Regions from separate parts of the Mus musculus genome. Here region 2 is linked to region 1. A link is a loop called in an ENCODE intact Hi-C map of the cell type or tissue named here. Cell type or tissue: left cerebral cortex. All regions are shown on one strand.

Evidence for each region. Peaks named below come from ENCODE experiments on the same cell type or tissue, not always from the same donor. Only the 100,000 strongest peaks of a DNase experiment are listed, where the experiment ranks them.
Region 2: a loop joins it to region 1, with 5 times the contacts of the local background. A loop is called at or near these places in 2 of 42 quality-filtered maps.

Annotation. Positions count from the first base shown.
Region 1 is chr1:57,470,277-57,478,276 of GRCm38, reverse strand. No RefSeq gene overlaps it. Among named protein-coding and RNA genes, the nearest start is that of Gm22371, 52 kb to the right of the region's middle. In left cerebral cortex, no CTCF peak of the experiment used is centred here; a DNase peak (open chromatin) is centred at 3,057.
Region 2 is chr1:57,629,315-57,637,314 of GRCm38, reverse strand. No RefSeq gene overlaps it. Among named protein-coding and RNA genes, the nearest start is that of Spats2l, 140 kb to the left of the region's middle. In left cerebral cortex, no CTCF peak of the experiment used is centred here; DNase peaks (open chromatin) are centred at 2,850, 3,102, 3,440 and 7,333.

The DNA of each region.
Region 1 (8,000 bases):
GAGATTTCTACTTCAATATCACTTTTGAACCATAGATTCTGCCACCCCTGGAGTTTCATTTTCATTTTTTCTTTCTTCCTCATAATTGTTGACTTTACTCTGTTTCATACTAGCTGACAAGATGAACACGGAAAACTGCACTCAGACTTTGGGGAGAACTTTCACAGCAAGGAAAAGATAAGAGTTTTAAAAAGTGTGTGTGTGTGTTTATTTTTAAATTCTTATAGCAATTCTGGCCATTCAGGTCCTAGCATTCTACCATGTCTTGTTTTACTTTTCTGCTTTCATTGCTAACCAGTAATTTGTACCATGTGATCATGCAAAGCAATTCAGCTCTCCTCAGTGTGGCTCCTGGCTCTGCTGGATGCATGCAAATGCTCTCCAGCTGTTAGACTCTGGGCCATCTACTCTCATATCGATCTCCAGCACTGAACCAATATAAATACTTTTCCAGAAATATCAATCTTGCCACTCATCACTGGAGACTTACAAAGGGCAGGAACTGCTATGACTAGCTTGCATTTCAACAACATTTTTCCTTCTGTTATAACCAGTCTGGAAGGCTTGTGTGGAAGTATAGATTATGGGCTCAGATGGTAAGAAAGACTTGCAGGAAAGACCGAGATTTAAATCATGGAGGTGACTGTAATATAAGTGTAGCATGTAAATCGAAATGTTCAGATTAGGAGTCGCGAACCAAATGAAAATGTTTCTATTTTATAAGTCTCCCAAAATGTCATGTGCAATTTCTAAATAAGAGAAAAAAATCCATTGCAGTATAGAAACCCAAACAAGTGCCGTCACTCCAAACCTTGCCCACCAAATTGTCCAGCCACATAAGCTTACATGGCTGAAACAGAGCAAGAGAGGACTGTGCACTCTCTCTCTGGCTTTTCTCTCCTTCTTGATGTTTCTCTAAAAATTACAGAGGGTGCTGGAAAGATGGATTGGAGCCTCCTTATCTTGCAGAAAACCCAAATTGAGTTCCTAGCACCCATGTTTAGTGACACACATTGGTCTGTAACTTTATCCCCCAGCACACACAGACACCGACACACACACACACATGCCACAGACCCTCTGGGTCCCTGTGTCTGTGTGGAACGGGTCTCTAGTCACGGGTGGGCAAAGCGTGGATGAATGAGTGACAAACAGACACACACAGGAGAGATCGTGTGGAATCTGAGTGTAATTTTCAAATCGAGCATCAGACTTTTATGCAGAGGACAATAAGGAAGTTGGGTGACATATTCACAAGGTACAATTGAGGTAACCGGAATCTTACATAAAACAGAGGAATGCAAACACAAGAGGTCTAACGGGAACCACCTGGGATAGAATTCATTGATAACAGCTGGGATCAACAAGGGCTCCACCTAAGATTCACTAATCTTAGAAGCCAGAGTCAAGGGCTTCGCGCCCTTGCCTTAGTTCCTATTTTAGTCTCTTGTATAGTCCACCTTCCCCTTAGGCCATTGTAAATACGTGTGTATGGGTGTAACTCTGCTACAGTTCTAAGTATCTATTCTGGTTTCTCCCTTGGTCTGAAACTTCCTTCTTCCTTAGTGATGGTAAATTCCTGTGTAAGGGAGTGACTTACCTTTTACAATCTTACTGAATTCCAAGCCCATGATCTTGCTCAAGGACATTTCTAGGACTGTTGGAACACTGGCAGAAGGCTTTAGCCATGTCAGAATTCAATTTTAAAAAGCACTTATAATAGGAAAATACTGAAAGAGAGCACGTGGATCCATACACTAGACTAATGCGGGAATGGAAAATTAATGTATGGGTAGGGAATGCTAGACTCCAGGAGGAGAGCTTCCTTGAAACTCTTTTGCCTCGTGAGTGACTTTTAAGCCTTTCAGCTTGTCCAGCTGACTCTACCGGAGAGCGTAGCACACACACCCAGACACACACAGGTGCAAACACACACACACACACAGACACACACAAATACACACAAACACACATAGGCACACACAAATACACACAAACACACACAGGCACACAAAGACACATACAGACACACACACAGGCACACACATACAGACACACACAGGCACACACAAACACACACACACAAGCACACACAAATACACACAAACACATAGGCACACAAAGACACATACAGACACACACACATAGGCACACACATACAGACATAGATACACACAGAGACACACAGACACACACATAACACACAGACACACACAGGCACACATAGACACACACAGACACACAGATACAGACAAACACACACAGACACACACAGAGGCACACATACAGAGGCACACATACACACAGACACACACAGAGATACACATACACACAGATACATATATACACAGACACATAGACACACATACACAGACAGACAGAAATAAACATAAATTTAAATTTTAAAACATTTTTTAATAAAAAGGAAGGAAGGGAGGAAGGGAGGAAGGGAGGAAGGGAGGGAGGGAAGGAGGGCTAATAGAATGGAAACAAGGGAGAGAGCAAGGAAGGGAAATCAAAAAAGAAGCAAGTTTCTGAGCAGCAGACTCAAGGGCAGCAGCCATGGACAGAAGTGACTAGACAGGATAGGCTGTGTGATAGCAGCTGTTCCAGTCTTGCTCTCAGAATTGCTGTCTGCCCAAGAGATCAGTCTGCCATTTGCCAAATAAATGGAAATTTGAGTATTGATGAATTTGGAGCATCTATAGGATGTTCATTGGCATCAGAAAAACAGGGAAGCCCAAATAATATATGATCACTTTATGATCTCAATGGAAAAACAAGCAACTTGGGAAATGAATGTGGTACATCTAGCCTGCTTCATCAATTGACCAAAAAAGGTTCAAATCCTACTGTAACCAGAAAAGCAGGGGATGTTTTGCTCGGCTAAGGGAATGAACTCAACAACCATCCAGTTCAATACAGATCTTTAAAGAGTATGAATATACAGCCACCAAGAGCCAATCATTTTAAGAAAATAAAGTCAATGAGCAGAAGAACTAATTCTTGAAGAAATGGAGTTAATAGCCAAAAGTCAGGAACTTTTACATCACAAAAGGAACAGATGGCTGTGGGGGACAATCTACTACAATCCCTGCAAACTGAAAAAAAAGTCATCACTAAAATTAAATAACAGATGGCATAAAGAACAAAATTTACATAACATAAGATAGAAGTAGTAAATTAAAATATGTGGCCAAAGAATTATCCTAGGGTAAAGTAAAAAATAATGAGCTGAAAATAAGTACAAAATTAAGACAGGAAAGACAGATGCAGGAGATCCAACATTCAGCTAATTGGAGTTCTAGAAGAGGAGAAAAAGGCTCAGCATCACTAATCATTAGGGAACCACAGATCAAAATCCCAGAGACACCCTTCCATACATTGTTAGGGTGGCTGGGAGGGCTACTATTTATAAAAACAAAATCAAAAATAGAGAATGACAAGTATTAGGGAGGTCATGAAGAGCCTGAGACCTTTGGCCATGCTGGGAATATAGACTATTGCCTTTGAAAAACAGGGCAGTTCTCTCTTATCACTTATCTATTGCTGTGCAGAGACACCATGACCAAGGCAAGTCATACTTTTTTTTTAAAAAAAAATCATTTAACCAACCTGGAGCTTGTTTACATTTTGGAGAGTTAGTCCATAATCAGCGTGGTGGGAAACATAGTATTAGAAAAGTAGTGAGAGCTTTGCATTCTGACCTATAGGCAGCAAGCAGAGAGAGAAGGGGATCTGGCATGGGCTTTTGGATGCCAAAACCCACCCCTAGTGACACTCCTCCTTCTACAAGGCCACCTCTCCTAATCCTTCCGGAACAGTTCGCCTGACTAGGAACCAAGTATTCCAATCTGTGAGCCTATGCGGGCCACTCTCATTCAAACCACCACTGTTAATCACAAATTAATCATACCTTGGAGCCCAGCAACTCCATTTGCATGCATATACATAAAATAATTAAAGACAAGGATGCCAACACACATTTTACGTATGACAACCATACAGGGAAAACAGTTTCATGCATTCAAAATGCGGCTATCCACACAATAAAATTAAAGTGTCTATACAACTGAACAAAGATACAGTGACATTTATTTAAACTTACTAAAGAAATGAATATCTGATATCTGATATATGTTACAAACATGAATGTAGGGAAAAGAGGTTTGGGCACTGCAGCATGTATCCATGATGGTTGAATGTAGGTAGGTATTCCAAGGATTTTCTACCAGCCCAGTTCTGGCTCTTTCTCTCCTCCCTTGGCACACATGCTTGTATATGCTAAGCAAGCTCTCTGTCATTGTGCTGTATCTCCATTGTCAGGTCTTACTGTCTTAACCATGGCTTTTGTAGACTTCAAGAAAACATATTCCAGTTTATTAGTTTGTCATTTCCCCCTATCCAGGACAGTTTGTATGTTCTCAGACAGTTCTCAAGGTCAGAAAGGGTATGCCTCTGTAGTTTTTTTCTAGAAATGTTATAGTCTGTTTTTTTCACTTTCTGAGTCCTCCCACCTCTCCCTCCCCTTCTCTTTGCCCTCCTTCTTCCCTCTCCCTCCCTCTCTCCCTCCTTTTCCCCTCCCCATCTCCCCATCCCTCTCCACTTCCCTCTCCTTCTCTCTCTCTCTACACACACACACACACACACACACACACACACACACACACACACACACAGTGAGAGAGAGAGAGAGAGAGAGAGAGAGAGAGAGTCCAGTGTGTTTGCCTGAGGGGAAGCTGAAGGTTGGTACTGGGTGTCCTTCTCCTACTGTTATTCACCTCACTTTCCCGGAGTGAATTATTGACTTCAGAGCTCACTGTTTTGGGTTAGACTGGCTGGCCAGGAGTCCCGGGAATCCATCCATCTGTCTCTGTCCCACTGGTTGCCTTTACAGATGCATGAGGCCTGGCTTTTCTTTCTTTTTCTCTCACTTTTTCTTCATTAATTTATCGTGGGTGCTGCAGGTCCCAATTCAGGTCTCCATTCGTGAACAGTGGGCACTTCAGCCACTTGAGCTGTCACCCCAGACCTCCAGGGTTTACCATGTAAGTATGCAATTCTTCTGCTAGTTTGGGGCGTGTTGTGAGGTGTTCATCATGGTTTGTTTGTTTGTTTCTATATACGTGTATTCAGATGTTCCAATGCCATTTATTATTGATCCCTCAGTCTGTTCAGACATCAGTACATACAATTTTGATTATTCTGGTTTTGTAGACAATTTTACAATTAGACAACATAAACTAGCCAGAGTAGCATCTTTTAAAAGATTGTTTAGTGTATTATTCTAACATGTTTAAGTTTTATTTTATTCTAAAATCTTTATACATTTGAATATCAACTTGGCAATTTCTACACAAGGCATGCTGGTATCTTATTGAAACTGAATTGAAAAGAACTATTCAAAAAATCAACAAAACCAAGAGCTGGTTCTTTCAGAAAATCAACAAGATAGATAAATGCTTAGCCAGACAAACCAGAGGGCACAGAGACAGTATCCAAATTAATAAAATCAGAAATGAAGAGGGAGACATAAAAACCAAATATATCTTAAAATAATTATTCTGTTTATTGAGTATTAACAGTTGAAAATATTAAAAATCATATTCTACAAAAAAAGAAAAGAAATTGCATTGAATCTTTATATCATTTAAGGAAAGTGCAACAAAAAATTCTCCTTCCTCTTGCCAAAAATGCCCATACCCTAATTCTCAGAACTTGTAAGTATGTTAGGGTTTATGGCAAAGAGCAAACTCAGCTTGTTACTCAGCTGGCTTTAAAATATGGAGGTTGACCTGGCTTATCTGGGTGGGCCCAGGGTTAACATTTCTGTTCCTTAAATGTAGAAGGAGAGAAAAGAGGAAGTCAGAATGATGTAATAACAAAAGACTTTGGCACACACCACTGACTTTGAAGGTGGAGAAGAAGTACTTGAGAAAAAGGATGAGTGCTGTGTGGGAACAGAGAGAGGAAAGGAAAGTGGTTTGTCCCCAGAGTCCGGGGAAGGAATGCAGTCCTGATTTGATGAGGCCCAGCTCAGAATTCCAACCTACAGATCTGTAAGGTAATAAATTTGTGATATTTGAAGCCTCTAAGTTTGTGGTGATTTGTCACGGCAGTCGTGCGAACAAACATAATTGATATCTTTGTGATATTAAAATTTCCAATCTATGACGATGGTGCGGCTCATCATTTATTTAGGTGTTCCCTGACTCCTCTCCGTGGTGTTTTATGGCTGTCAGGCCGGCAGGTTTGTGCATCTTTATTAACTTCATTCCTAGGCGTTTCAGATTTCGTGATGCATAGCACAGATCTGCATGTTTGAGGCAGAAGTCACTCAAGCTCTAAGCTAGAAGAAACCACTTAAATAGCACTTTGATAAATTGCTAGAGACCGAGTATGGACTAGCATGAGGCATCGTGGGAAGCATGATCTGAGAGGGACCCTCACTCCATCTTGGTAGAGGCTGTCTCCTGGAACTCTAACAGGGCAAAACCAAAGAAGATCTCCTGGTGGCTGCTGAGGGATGAGGAAAGGAACAATTGCTGTGAAACCTATCCAGTCGTTTCCCTGCAATGGTGGCTTGTGTAACAGGGATGCGACTTTCCCAGAAACTTATCCCCATTAATAGGGTCCTTCCAACCGGGGCACGTGTTTTATATTGTACACAGGAGGAAACAAAGTCAATAGAGACCAAGACTTCAGGAAACTAGATGAGAAATATTGCATTTGGGAGAAAGAATTGGGGAAAAGAGGGGAAGGAAAATGTGCCACTGTAAAAAAATAAATAAATAAACAAACAAACCTTGAACAAAACAAAACAGAAATTCCATCAGAAGAGTTTGGATGGCTTCCCATCCCCCGCAGTGCACCACCACTGAGGTAACAGTGTTCTGAGGTAACAGTGGTGGATCATGGTCACCTAAAGTCTTTAGCCTTTCTGACTAAAGAAAGTCAAACAAAATACCATAGGAATCTGAAACCTCCAGCAAATGGAACAGTTCACATCCCAGCTTATCATAGATTCTTGGGTTAATATACCATTTACCCACTTCCATAACCTAACAGAATGTGTTCAACCCTTCTCAGACCAAGTGTGGGAGGAGAGAGAAGAAAATTATCACTTTCACCCATAAATTCAGGTTGCCTTCAAAAATCTTTTGGACTGTAGACCCGCCTGCCTATCGTCTGCCATTTTAATAGCCCAGGAGTCCCTTTCTCCAAAAAAAAAAAAATACCTATGAGGTTCTACACAGGTCTTCCCACCAACCTGCCACTATCCAGATTCAAGATTTATTCTGGAAGTTTCTGGAACTACTGTTCATGCGTGAGGAGGTTCTCTGTGTGAGACCTTTGTTCTTCAGGGTTTCCCTGTGCCTACCACTCTTCTAACATCCTCTTGGTGTAGCTTTCATGTCATTTGAACTTTTCTGATATTGCATTAAGAATAATTTGCCCTAGTCCTTTATATCTAGGCTCCCTCCCCTTGAATTATTCGTGTCATTCTCTTCTTTTCTATTTCCTCTGAGGCTCATTGTGTTCTGTTTTGCTGTCTGCTGCTGTGATAATCAGCATGAACAAAAGCAGTCTGGGTAGGAAAGGGTTTATTTCATCTCATGTTTCCAGGTTCCCCACTGAGGGAAGTCAGGGCAGGAACTATGGACAAGCAAGCACTGGTTTCTGTCTCTTGCTCTGATGATAGTTTTCTTATGCAGACAGGGCCCATCTACCTAGGCATTGTGCTGTCCACAGTGGGCAGGGTCACACCAATTGTCAATCCAGACAGTTTCTCACAGATGCAGTCACAGGACAATCTGATGAAGACAATTGTTTAGCTTCCTAAGGGGCCCCTGGGTTGTGACAAGTTGACAAACCTAACCAGCACCCAGTGTCTACATCTCCGCATGTTAATTGTGCACACAACCCTTAATTGTTTTCATTGTTCAATGGTTCACTTAAGTGTTCCTGCCTTGCACCACTGTGTTGGGGCCCAGGAATTG
Region 2 (8,000 bases), 160 kb before region 1:
GCGCAATATCATAGCTACATTCTACCAGTTCTGCTATGTAATAAACACCTCAGTGTTACAAAAATTTTTAATCCCAATTTGAGGTTCCTACCCAGCCTTGACCATTTAGTTCCCGGATAAAACACACACACAATATTTATATTTATAATAAGCCTTAAACATCACAAGGGCTGGGAAGATATCTACCCTCTATGCTATTAGAATCTACTTTCCTATCAATAACACTGAGTTATCACTATGTTTCATCTGGGCTGGTCTTAACTCCAATTGCCCAGCCATTAGGGCCATGTTTTCATGATTCATCTAACCCATGGTGGCGTCTCTCTCCTCCCTTCTTTCTCCTCATGATCCTCCTCCAACTATCAAACCCAGGAATCCTAAACCTTGCCTATGTCTCTGCTAGCCAGCTATTATTAGCTGTCAACATTTTAATTTAATCAGAAATAACTTGAGACAAAGGTCACAGAGGCACTCTGTTCTACATGTAGACTCCCTGATCTCAACCAGGTATTAGAGGCCTGCACTTAGCATTGCAACGTAAGAACAAACCTAGAGAGATTTATGATTTTGCCTAGTTTGTGGCTGGACTGGGGCTCAGCTGCATAGTTGTGATGTTAGTTTGCCTTGGGTTAACTCATAGGACTTAGAGTCAGATGGGAGGAACCTCAACCCCTGGTTCTTGGGCAAGGATGACCAGAAGGAATGTCTTAGATCAAACCCTGGGACTTGAAGTCCTCTCTGTCTCAAACAATTTGTGGATGTCTACACTACACATGGTTTGTTTACCAGGGTAGCCAGATTTCTTTATGGGCCAGGTTATTTGAAATGACAACACTGGAGGCTTCTAGAAACATGTTCAGAACTGGCACAGCACCTTTTTCAGCAATAGTCTATTGATAAGGTGCCCAGATTCAGTGTGAGATAACACACACGTGCATACTGTTCAGTGGCGCTTCCCTCAGGGACTGGCTAGTCCAAAATATTTTAAAATATTTTTATTTAATTCAGAGTATTACCAGGCACCAAAGTGTCAATTTAATGCGTATACCATATATTACATTTTATTCTCAGTGGGATTTGGAAAAAAAATACCCCAACAAAGCACATTGATATTTTTGTAACAAGATATTTGACTAAGTGGAATACCCAAAGGAAACAAACAGTCTTGTGTAAGGTAAGATCAAATCCTGGTGTTTTCAGAGAGTTTTTGATTTTAAATTGTGAAGAAAACATTATGAACCTAGATTTTAAGCCAATGTAACTTCTTAAAGTCAAAATAAATTTGTTATCTTGTGTGTGTGTGTGTGTGTGTGTGTGTGTGTGTGTGTGTGTGTGACTAGTGATGGTTTGGGTTCTCTGGGAAGCAAACAGTTCTGGAAGTGTGAATAGTTTGGAGCTAGGGATGCCTGTGCAAGATGAAGAGAAACTTAGTACAGGTGGGGATATCCCCCATGTTATGAAGCAAGCCTATATACTCATGAAAGGGAATGAGAAAAGAGTGGTGATTGGGACATTCCAGGTTCTCAGCCTAGGGAATGGTTCCACCCACTGTGGGCAGGTCTTCCTACAGTTAACCTAATCAAGATAATGACCACATACATGCTCAGAGACCAATCTACCAGGTGGTTCTAGATTTCATCAAGTTGACAATTGCAATTAGCCACCATAACTTCCAAAACCTTGTTGGCCACTACATGTTCTACAAGCACCCAACCCTGAGTCTACAATATTATTCATGAAGTCTTCTAAAGTAATTGTGTATCAGTGGCTGAGTATTGTGAAGGGTAAAGAAAAGAGACATCTACAATAACTCTCACCAAAAGTCCTACCTAACATATTAGATTTTTTTCTCAGAAAGAAAATTCTCACAGGTAATTGCTCTAATGTCTATTATGTGCCAAAATTCTATGTAAATCAGTGTGCAATAACTATTTTTTTCTCTAGCTGTGTCTGTAGGACTATAATGATATGAAGGCAGAGGAGAAATACTTTGCAAGGCTCCTTGGCAGCTGAGGAAGAAATTCTAACACCACAACAGAAGGAAAATAAATTTTAAGATGGAAGAAAGTGACTAAAATTAGCATTCTTATTCAACAGGTGAACCTTGTTTCTAGATGTTATCTTTACGAATCCTCCAGCTGAGCCTGAGCTCCATCCATTCTGATACATCCTTGATAGGATGAGCCCTGGGTGAATTTACTTTCCTCATAGCACAGTCTGTCATGGTAGGGAAGGTATGGTGGTGGGAATGGAAGGTCAGGAAACAGAGAGATGGAAGCTAGCTCTCAGCTCTCTTCTTTTCTATTCAGTCCAGAGCCTCATCCCATAGGACAAGGCCATCCAGGTTTGGGGTGTATCTTCCCTGTTTTCTTAAACCTTTCTGGAAATACTCTCACAGGCACACCATGTTAACAATAAAGTTTCTATAAGTTTGCAATGAAGATGAAGCATCACATTATGCTTCTGGGGATCAAACCAGACTTGGGAGGCTTCCACTGTGAACATGGCTGCCCCATACATCAGGCTAGAGCCAGAAATTAGAGGGAGTTAAGCAGAGTTCTCATTCCCAAGCAGTTCCCTAGGGGAGGAGAAAGCCTTGTAAACAGTCATGACTTGGCTGGAGAGACAACCTCATTAAGGTATGATGCTGTGAAGATGCATGGCAGATACCACATGGTCAATACATGGAAGGTGAGCCTGAGATGGCACTGCTGTTCTGTGTCAGCATCTTCAAGATGGAAATGGAATGAAGAGGTTTCTATAGCAATGGAAGCGTGATCATGTGGAGGCTGCTCCAGAGAGAACAAGAAGCTGCTGTGGGGAGCTGTGGGAGATGAAGCCAAGCAGTAGCCATTCTGGAAAAGTTCTTGACAACATGGGGGTGGGGTGGAGGCTGGATGCCTCCTGTGGGCCACAGGTAACACAGGACTGTGTCCCAGACTAGTCACTTTGGGCTGACTTCTCTGGAGTGGGTGGGGTGAGGTACTGATATCTCAAAGCAGCCTTTCCTATGAGATCCCTACATACAGCCAGCCATCTCTGGCACTTTGTGGTCTTCTTTCCACTTGTTCTACACCCAGACTGCTGCAGCCAGCTGGAGTGGGTGGGGGAGTCAGTACAAACAACCCTTGATGCCAGCATTTTACCTCCAGCCTACGAGTTCCCAGGAAAGAGCTTCTAGCAGCTGCTAGTGCTTCCCAAGGGAGCCTGGGCAGTTGTCTTTTTTTTTTTTTTTTTTTTTTTTTTTTTTTTTTTTGGCATGTGGTGAAAGACCTAGTGGAGTCTTGCCATGCCAACCCACCAGTGTAATGGTTTCCTAGAGAAAACCTAAGTAGACTGGAGGACTACTGCAAGAGAGCCCTGTTCCCCCCCCCCCGCCCCCCCGCCCATACACACACACATACTCAGGACCCATTTCTGGTTAGTTGAAGCCTATCACTGTCAGAGATGAAACACTGAATTCACACAAGCCTGGAGGAACCGACCTAGAAAAGAAATGAGTTTCAGTGTCATTGAATAATGTCCTTTTCTTTTCTGTGTAAAGCAAGAATTTGAATTTTGAAGGCCGAGATCAGTGAAGTCAACAGGAAAGGAAAATTGCCAATATATGGCAAACATTGTGCTAAATGAGTTAGAGATTATATAAACTAGTTCTTCACAAACTAGACAAGATAAAGCCCTGACTTTTTCCAAGACAAAGCTCCAAGACTCAGAGATGTTGGATCCATTGCTTAGAGTGAGTAGGATTTAGGATCCCAGAGTTGGCATGGCCCCAGGAGAAAATGAAGGGGTTGGGGGGTCTTAAGATATGGTTCTTCAACTAAATATTGTCAACTTGACAGGGTCTAGAATCAACTAGAAGACATGGGCATGCTTGTTTGGGGTTATCTAGTTAACTTCTGGGAATGTCTGGAAAGGGTCATCTTGAGGGAGTAAAACCTACCCCCCCCCCAAATGTGGATCACAATATTCTACAGGTCAGAATTCTGAACTCAATGAAAAGGGTACCGATGGCCAACCAGAAGCATCCATCTTCCTCTGGTTCAAAGGTGGATATAACTTGACCAGCCGGCTTTAAGCTCTTGTTACTGAGTTTCTCAAGATCTCAGATGCTTGACCAGGTAGGGAGAATCCGGGAATCCAGGACCAACAGCAAACTTTTTTTCCTGAACCTTAATCCCACACAACAAATATACAAATGGATGTTATCCCCAAATCACAACAACTGCCAATTTAAAAATATTTAAACCACCCTCCTCACCCAAAATTCTAATCACCAACTAATGTCAGCTGAGGATTTTTTGCCTCAATTGGTACTATCTCAGAAGTCTGCATGCTTAGAGAGTTCCAGAATCTATGCTGAGGCAAAAGCCTTCTGCTTATGTTAGCGCTGCTGATCACATCAGCTACGCAGGTGGCGCTGATCACATGGAGCAGGTAAGGCTATCTTCCTCCTGGCCAGCAGTCTCATATTGTTTCCTCCTACCTCTGGGGAAATTTCTCGGAACAAAACATAAAACTCACTCAGTCTAATGTGCAAATAGCTAACGATGCTTAAAGTGATATTTCTCTTAGGAGTATTTTCATGTTAACATTTTAAGCAAGATAAATTAAGCTTTATTAGAGAAACAGCAGGCTTTGTTTCAAGGTAGAACACCTTTAAGGGTAAACAGAACATTATTAGTGTTTCTTAAATCACACTATACAAGTAGTTCTTTAATTTTTCAGCTAGATAAAGTCCTTTCTGTTTTGTTTTGTTTTTAATAATCAAACCAATTCTAAATGAATATAAGTTCATTAAGTTGAATAGACTTTGGGTCTTGTTAGTTTGGGTATGTAATATTTTATTTGTAAAGTTTCTCTTTTAAATAATAAAGGTTATAAAAAGGAAAGAAACCAACTAAACAGTCCCTCAATATATCTGTCCAGACAATGGAATAGTATTCAGCCCTTAAAAGAGATGAGATATCAAACCATGAGGAGAACCTTGAATAAATATTATGACATTGGAGGAAGAGGCTACATATTACTTGCAGAAATGCTAACAATTTGGAGAAAGTAAAACTAAAAATATCCATCGGTATTTTCCATGGTTGTGGGTGGGTAAGATAGAAGGAGCACAGGATTTTTACTGAAGTGAAACTACCATGTATAGCATTGGAATGATACATGCATCATTACAAGTTTGTGCAGAATTAAGAATGTATAGGGTACCATTCTGAAAGGGGATATTGACTATTCGGAGGCTAGCATGTGCAGGGGTGGGGGTGGGGGTGTATGTGAAATACTTGAACATTCAGTTCAGTCATGCTATGAGTCTGTAACTTCTCTTAAATATTGTATGTGGTGTGTGCGTGTATATGTGTTTTAAATAACTACAATCGGTTAAAGTAAATCGAAATTTCTGTGTGGATGGCAATAATGAGTTAAAATGCGTTGAATGTTCACTAAAAACTAGGCACTCACATTTGAAAGTAATTTCATACTTCATCTCCTTTATGAGTTGGGTATTATTATCATGTCAAGTTCATGTACAAGAATCCAAGTTTATAGATTCCCAGTTAGTTGCCAAGGAAGCTTGTAGCATGCTCACTTTACAGCTAAGAAAACTGAGGCTTAGAGACAGACACAGCAAGTCTTAGATACTCTCCATGTACCCCTACCCCCACCCCGCAATACAGTTCTCTTTGTAGCTCACAGAGAAAGCAATATTTGCCTATTTAAATTCATTTTGTTGTGAGATTCTGATTTTTATGTAATGTTTAGCAAAAAGCTAAGTCTTTACATCTGAAACGAGTATAAACAAGTCCAATTTGGCTCACATCACAGAACAAGACTGATAAGGGCAGTCTCCTGTGAGGCTCATTTGTGGACACACATGACTATATTGTTTCTTAAGTGGACATGGAAACCACAGTGATTATGATCTTTTGAAAAATTCATGGTTGAAACAGATCCAATTTAATTATGAGATTGCCTTACGAGGTTGTTTGCACAATTCATCAAGGGAAGGAAGGGACAGAGGTCATGGAATTCACACGCACACGAGCATATGCATCAGGGTCTCTCTCACACACACATGGCCTCATATCTGGCTTGATTCAGAATCAGGAAATTTATAGTTAAAATACAAACCAGTTTTATTTGTGTAGACTGTCAGAGAAGCAGAGCCAGGGGATGTTCAGTTAAGAGCTAAATGGTGACAGTGCCTGAACCTCGAGTGTGTATAATGAAGATCCCATATCTTCCCACTTCATATGGGACAAGTGCTTCAGGAGGAGAGATGGGCTACATGCAGAGTTGGGCTACATGCTTGCTCTGATAATGGCAATGATATTTTTGAATAATGCCTAAAAGAAAGTGAAAAATTATTATTTTATCATGGTTATGAGGAAAACCTTTGATATTCTTTGGTGAACCATATACGTGGCTTGTGTGTGTGTGTGTGTGCACGTAGAGGGGACAATACATATGCCTGCATATGCATATAGAGACCAAGAGTGTCCAGCTCTCTACCTTCTCTCTTTGATACAGATCTCTTGATGGAACCTCCCATAGCCTGGTGTAGTGGCTTGAATAAGAATGGCCCTCATGGATTTGTATGTTCGAATGTGTGGTTCCCAGTTAGTGGAACTGTTTGGGAAGGATTAGGAGGTATATGGCCTTGTTAGAGGTGTGTCACTGTGGGTGGGTTGTCAGATTTCAAAAGCTCATCCCAGGCCCAGTGTAACAAATTCTCTCTCTGCCTGAAACTTGAGGATTAGATATGATCTCTTAGCTACTGCTCTGGTGCCAAATCTGGGACCTGCCACCATGCTCCCCACCATGATGGTCACAGATCAACACTTTGGAACTGTAAGCAAGCCTGCAGTTTATATTTAGCTTTATAACTTGCCTTGGTCATGGTGTTTTGTCATGGCGATAGAAGAGTAACTAAGATACCTGGCCCCAGTGGCTTTCCTTAACTGCAGAGGAAGATTCCAACTCTTTTATTAACCCACAGTCCACATGTCTCTTAGTGCTACTGTCTTCCAAGCTCCTGCTAGGATGGCCCATTAAGTCCTGCTTACAATTTTCAAACTACTTTCTAGTCCAAAGTCCCTTCCACACTCCTCCATGAATAAGCATGATTGGATCTCTCACAGCAATAGCCCACACTCCCTGGTACCAACTTCTGTCTCAGTTACTTTTCCATTGCTGTGAAGAGACACAATAGCTTACAAAAGAAAGAGTTTATTAGTGTTAGAGTTCCTACGGTGTAAAAGTACCTTGGTGGATCAATCAGGGCTAAGGAGTAATCCAGAGATCACACCACAACAGATGTCACACAAAAGATTTACAGATGGGCAGTATGCAAAGGCTGCCTCTGAGAGATGGTGGAGGAGAGAGAGGGGGCGGGCAGAGAGACAGAGAGACTGAGAAAGACAAAGAGACATAGCTACAAATAGAGCAAGAGAGTAAGCCATGATCTTAGGGACCTTTTAAAGGGTAGATATGCTACATGTGGTTGGTGGTGATGATGTGGCTGCTGGCATTGAACTGCTGAAGGTAGGCTTCAGGGGGATACCCTGTTCTGTAATGTGAGTGGCTCCTAATAATTAAGGCTCACAGTTCCAGAGAATTAGAGTCCGTGACTGTCATGGCTGGGAGAAAGTCAGAAGACAGGCAAGCGTGGTACTGGAGCAGTAGCTGAGGATTTGTTTACATCTTTATCCATGAGTAGGAGGAAAAGAGAGAGCTAACTGGAAGTCATATGGACTTCTAAAACTGTGGCGAGCGTGGCCCATGGCCCATAAGACACTCAGCTGCTAGGATATCCATACAAGATTCGGCTTTTAAATATGCTTGCTTTACTCACACAAACATTCTTTATGATGTCATGCTAATACCAAAGGCTTAACGGAGACCTCACTAAGTGGGCAACAGTTGTTTGGGCAGAAATGCTACTGCAGGGTTCCACTGGGGAATCTTCTCCAGTGAGGATCCTCAGAAGGCTCAGC